2 separate regions of the Homo sapiens genome follow, and region 2 is linked to region 1. Evidence: read pairs that join two places in POLR2A ChIA-PET (ENCODE). Cell type or tissue: Caco-2. All regions are shown on one strand. Each heading gives the region's core, and the rest is flanking DNA. Links, peaks and the distances in the headings are about the cores only.

What was found. ChIA-PET counts read pairs that join two places held together with the same protein. Peaks named below come from ENCODE experiments on the same cell type or tissue, not always from the same donor. Only the 100,000 strongest peaks of a DNase experiment are listed, where the experiment ranks them.
Region 2: POLR2A ChIA-PET joins it to region 1 with 5 read pairs; 4 of 35 experiments call an interaction of 5 or more read pairs at or near these places.

Annotation. Positions count from the first base shown.
Region 1 is chr4:52,635,575-52,638,486 of GRCh38, reverse strand. The region is part of intron 1 of USP46 (ubiquitin specific peptidase 46); the gene reads left to right. Among named protein-coding and RNA genes, the nearest start is that of USP46, 22 kb to the left of the region's middle. In Caco-2, for the core only: no CTCF peak of the experiment used is centred there; no DNase peak of the experiment used is centred there.
Region 2 is chr4:52,733,351-52,736,262 of GRCh38, reverse strand. No RefSeq gene overlaps it. Among named protein-coding and RNA genes, the nearest start is that of ERVMER34-1, 17 kb to the left of the region's middle. In Caco-2, for the core only: no CTCF peak of the experiment used is centred there; a DNase peak (open chromatin) is centred at 1,082.

The DNA.
Region 1 (2,912 bases), core at 163-2,662:
AAATTACCACAAACTTAGTAGCTTAAAAAGACAAAAATATATTATCTTACAGTTCTGGAGGTCACAAGCCTTAAAATCCAGGTGCAGCAGGGCTGTACACCTTCCAGAGGCTCTAGGGGAGAATCTATTTCCTTGCCTTTTCTAGTTTGTAGAGGCTGCCTGCATCCCTTGGCTCATGGCTCCTTCTTCCCTCTTCAAGGCCAGCAGCATGGCATCTTCAGTCTCTCCGTCTGACCTCTACATCTGTTGTCACGTCCCGTCACTGATTCTGACCTTCTTGCCTCCCTCTCTTGAAGTCACTTGTAATTATACTGTGTCTCCTGGGATAATCCAAGATAATCTCCCCATCTCAAGGTTCTTAATTATTTAATCATATCTGCAAAGTCCCTTTTGCCACATAAGGTAACGTCATCATGGGTTCTAGGGATTAGGGCCTGGACACCTTTGGGAGGGGCAGTATTCTCTCTGTCACAGAGGCTGACTTAACCTAGGGGTGCCAGTGTAGAATTCTCCTGGGAGCTGACCTTTAAGCTGGCCTTGCAGGATGCTGGGACACAGGCGTCTGAAGAAGCAGGGAAGGAGGAGCACTCAGATGGTAAGCAGGGGGCATTTGAGGTACCGGAGAACAGCAGGAGGGCCATTGGAACAGGGGATGAGGGGCAGGAGATGAGGTTGGAAACAGCAGTGAAGGTCACTGGAGGATTTTAAGCAGATTCATATTTTAAAAGAGCACTTTTTGCAGCGTTGACAGTGGGGTTAGAGGTAGGTAAGGTGGGCAGTAGAAGCCATTCAGGATGTGGTTGTAATTCAGATGAGAGATCTGGTAGTCTGGCCTAGCTGGTGGCAGTAGAGTAAAAGAGAAGCACATGAGATTGAGAGATTTAGTGAGGGTGAGGCAATAGGACAGTGATGGATGGGCAGAGAGTGCAGAGGACGATGTCGGCATGACCCATAGGTTTTTGACATGAGCCAAGAAGAGGAGGGTATTGTTCTTTTCTGAGCAGGGAAACACCAGATAAATGAAAAATCTAGTTTTAGTTAAATTGATTTTGAGATCCTGTAAGACAAGTAAGTGGATTTGCCAGTATTCATTCAGCCTGGAGCTCAGAAATGAGGTGTCCAGGCTGCCGAGAAAGAGTTGGAAATGGTTGGCATGTAGCAGCTGATTGAAGCCATGTGAGTGGTTCCTGCCTGGGCCTGGGAGAGGGTGGAGGGCCCCAGACAGCCCTTGGAAAAAGCCAGCCACCTAAAAGTGCCATGGAGTTTGCCAGATTTGAAGCTCAACAGTGATGAAGTGAGGGTAGAGCCCAGAAGGGGCTTTTCGAGGAGTGATTTGGAGATAAGGAAGTAGAGACAAGTCTTAAGATTTTATTAGGAGGCTGGGTGCAGTGGCTCATACCTGTTATCCCAGCACTTTGGGAGGCCAAGGTGGGCAGGTTGCTTGAGTCCAGGAGTTTGAGACTAGCCTGAGCAACATGGAAAACCCTGTCCCTACAAAAAAATACAAAAATTATCTGGGTGTGGGTTATGCACCTGTAAGTCCCAGCTACTTGGAAGGCTGAGGTGGGAGGATCGCTTGAGCCTGGGAGGTCAAGGCTGCAGTGAGCCAAGATCACACCCATGCACTGCAGTCTGGGCAATAGAGTGAGACCCTGTCTCATAAAAAGAAAAAAAAAAAGATTTTATTATGGAACACCTGAGACATTTTGTATTAATTTACTATTATTGCTGTAACAAATTACCATTAACTTAGTGTCTTTTTTTTTTTTTTTTTTTTTTTTGAGACAGAGTCTTACTCTGTCACCCAGGCTGGAGTGCAGTGGCACCATCTTGGCTCACTGCAACCTCTGCCTCCTGGGTTCAAGCAATTCTCCCGCCTCAGCCTCCCAAGTAGCTGGGACTACAGGTGCCTGCTATCATGCCCGGCTAATTTTTGTATTTTTACTAGAGATGGGGTTTCACCATATTGGCCAGGCTGGTCTTGAACTCCTGACCTTGTGATCTGCCTGCCTTGGCCTCCCAAAGTGCTAGGATTACAGACGTGAGCCACCGCGCCTGGCCAACTTAGTGTCTTAAATAATATACATTTATGATCTTACAGTTCTGGAGGTCAGAAGTCTGAAATGGGTCTCACCGGGCTAAAATCAAGGTGGTACCAGGCTGTGTTCTTCTGGGAGGCTGTAAGGAGACCCATTTCCTTGCCTTTCCTGGTTTCCAAAGGCTGCCTACCTTGCTTGCCTCTGGCCTCTTCCTCCATCTTCAAAGCCAGTGAGGGTGAGCTGAGACCTCACACATTGCCTCACTCTGATCTCTTCTGCTTCTGTCTCTCACTTGGAAGGACCCTTGTGATTGACCCCATTGGGCCTACCTGGAGAATCCAGGACAATCTCCCTATTGTAAGGTCACTGGGTTAGCAAATTAATTCCATCTACAGCCTGAATTTCCTTTTGCCATGTCAGGTCATGTATTTTCTAGTTATGGAGGTTAGGGGGACTACTATTCTGCCTATATACATCGATGTGAAAAATAAACAGAAAGCACAGTGAACCCCTACACACCCATCACTCAACTTCAACAACACAGCTTTATCCTCCACCCCCACTTCTCCCCACCTCACCACCAGCTTGTTTGAAACCCATCTCAGAAATCATCTGATTCATCCATAAATGTTTCAGAATAAACAGTTGTTTAAGAAAGTTTAGCTCTGAGGGGGAAGTGAGGAGGAGGGTAACTGGAGGTGATGTTTGGGGCAGTGTGGGTGTGTGTATTTTTGATATGGGAGATGCTGAAGCATGTTTAAATGCTGACGGGAAGGATCTGATAGAGGAGGAGAGATTGCCCTTGGACAAGAGAGATCTCTCTGTCATTAGCAAGAAAGAAAGAGGCATGTAGGAAGTTGGGGGAGTCCCTGT
Region 2 (2,912 bases), core at 102-2,601, 98 kb before region 1:
TATGTATGTGTATACATATGTGTATATATGTGTATATATGTGTGTATATATGTGTATATATACGTGTATATATGTGTATATACGTGTATATGTGTATATATGTGTGTATGTATATACATGTGTATATATGTGTATATATGTGTATATGTGTATATATGTGTGTATGTATATACATGTGTATATATGTGTATATATATGTGTATATATATATATGTATAAATTGAGTATTAAGTATTTCCAATGTGCTAGTCATTGTTCTAGGTGTTGGACATATAGCAGTGAACAAGACAGACATTCTGTCAATAGAAACAATTCACAAATTTAAAAATCACACTTTGAAAAGTGCCATAGTGAAAATAAAAACAGTGATATGGTTGAGAGTAGCTGGAAGGCTCCCTGTACAGGCAGCAGAGCACAGCAATTAAATAAAGGTGCTTATAAGCTACTTTCTTGCTGTATACTGAGATTTTTACCCAAATTTGCTGGGATTCAGTTTTCTTGCTATATGATGGGAATGATAATAGAATCTCTCTCATTGGGTTCTTGTGAGAATATTTTGAGTTTTGTATGTAAAGGGTTAGAAAGTGCCTGGCATATAGAAATATATTTTGGTTTTGTTTTAGGTTTGTTGTTGTTTTTAGGCAGGGTCTCACTCTGTCACCTAGTCTGGAGTGTAGTGGCAACCATGGCTCACTCTGATGTCTGCCTCCTGGGATCAAGCAATCCTCCCACCTCAGCCTCCCAAGTAGCTGGGACTACAGATGTGCACCACCATGCCCAGCTAATTTTTGTAGTTTTGTGGGTAGAGACAGGGTTTCACCATGTTGCCCAGTCTAGTCTTCAACTTGTGGGCTTGAATGATCCACCTGCCTCGGCCTCCCAAAGTGCTAGGATTACAGGTGTGAGCCACCATACCCAGCCTCTAGTCTTTGTTTTGTTTTTATTACTTTAAACTGAGGGCTCAGATAAAGCTTCTCAGAGAAAGAACTATGTAGGCTGGAATCTAAAGCATGTGAAGAATCCTGTCTTGTAAAGATGGGGGATTGTGAAGAGCATTCCAGACAAAAGAAACTGCTGGTAGAGGTTGGGCATGGTGGCTCACGCCTGTAATCCCAGCACTTTGGGAGACCAAGGCGGGTGGTTGACCTGAGATCAGGAGTTCAAGACCAGCCTGGCCAACATGGCGAAACCCTGTCTCTACTAAAAATACAAAAAAATTAGCCAGGCATGGTGGTGGGCACCTATAATCCCAGCTACTCGGGAGGCTGAGTCAGGAGAATCGCTTCAACCCCTGGGGCGGAGGTTGCAATGAGCTGAGATGGCCATTTCACTCCAGCCAGGGGGAAAGAAAAAAACTCCATCTTGGGGAAAAAAAAAAAGTGGCTGGGTGCGGTAGCTCACGCCTGTAATCCTAGCACTTTGGGAGGCCGAGGCGGGCAGATCACCTGAAGTCAGGAGTTCGAGACCAGCCTGACCAACATGGAGAAACCCATATCTACTAAAAATTAGCCAGGCATGGTGGTGCATGCCTGTAATCCCAGCTACTCAGGAGGCTAAGGCAGGAGAATCGCTTGAACCTGGGAGGCGGGGGTTGCGGTGAGCCAAGATTGTGCCATTGCACTCCAGCCTGGGCAACAAGAGTGTGAGACCATCTCGAAAGAAAGAAAGAGAGGGAGGGAGGGAGGGAGAGAGAGAGAGAGAGAGGAAAAGAAAAGAAAAGAAAAGAAAAGAAAAGAAAAGAAAAGAAAAGAAAAGAAAAGAAAAGAAAAAAGAAAAGAAACAACTGGTTGAGAGAGAGAGAGAGAAAGGAAAAGAAAAGAAAAGAAACAGCTGGTACAAAGACTCAGGTGGGACATATCAATGGCTGAAGTAGGCTGGCATAAGGTGAGGGATCATGTGAAACCTTATGAACCATGAGTAGGGATTTGGATTTTATTTTAGTGCACTGGGAAGGCAATGGAGAGTATTAAGTGTGAGAGTTGACCCTGCCTTATTAAGTTCTTTAAAAAGGATTACTTGGCTTTCCATGTGGAGTGTGGATTTTTAGGAAGGCAAGGGTAAAAGCAGAGAAACCTATTCGAGTAGGAGCTATTTCAGAAGTTAAAGCAAGACACACCATGTCCAGGATGGAAGTGGAGATGGATAAATTTTTTGGTCATACTTGATTTTTAAATCTTCCTATTCTGTTATTGTGCTTTTGTGTGTTCCATTGTGTAAGTATTTTACAGATACTTAAAATTGTAATATATATTCCAGTCTGTTTCTACCGAGGTCTTCAAAGCAGAAAGAAATTAATTTTTCTTTCATAGTTTGTTTTAAAAGTTGTTTTCTAATGGTTCCCTATTTTTGTAATGTTTAAGGCCTTCAGAGTATTTTTCAAGTTTCTATCCAATTATTCAACTATATTGGCCAACCATGGTGGCTCATGCCTGTAATCCTCGCACTTTGGGAGGCCAAAGTGGGAGGATCACTTAAGGCCAAGAGTTCAAGACCAGCCTGGGCAAGGTAGCAAGACTCTGTCTCTACAAAAAGTAAAAATTTTTAAAAATTTAAAAATTAGTTGGGCACAGTCATATGTGTGTGTGTGTGTATATATGTATATATGCGTGTGTATACATATATGTATACATGTGTGTACATATGTATACATGTGTGTACATGTGTGTACATATGTATACATGTGTGTATATATGTGTGTATATGTATACATATGTGTGTATATGTATACATATGTGTATATATGTATACATATTGTATATGTATACATATGTGTATATGTATATATGTATACATATGTGTATATATGTATATATGTGTATAAATATATACACACATATATATAGTATATAGAAAACTGTGTATGTGTATATACATACATATTGTGTATACATAGGATATATATGTACATCCCC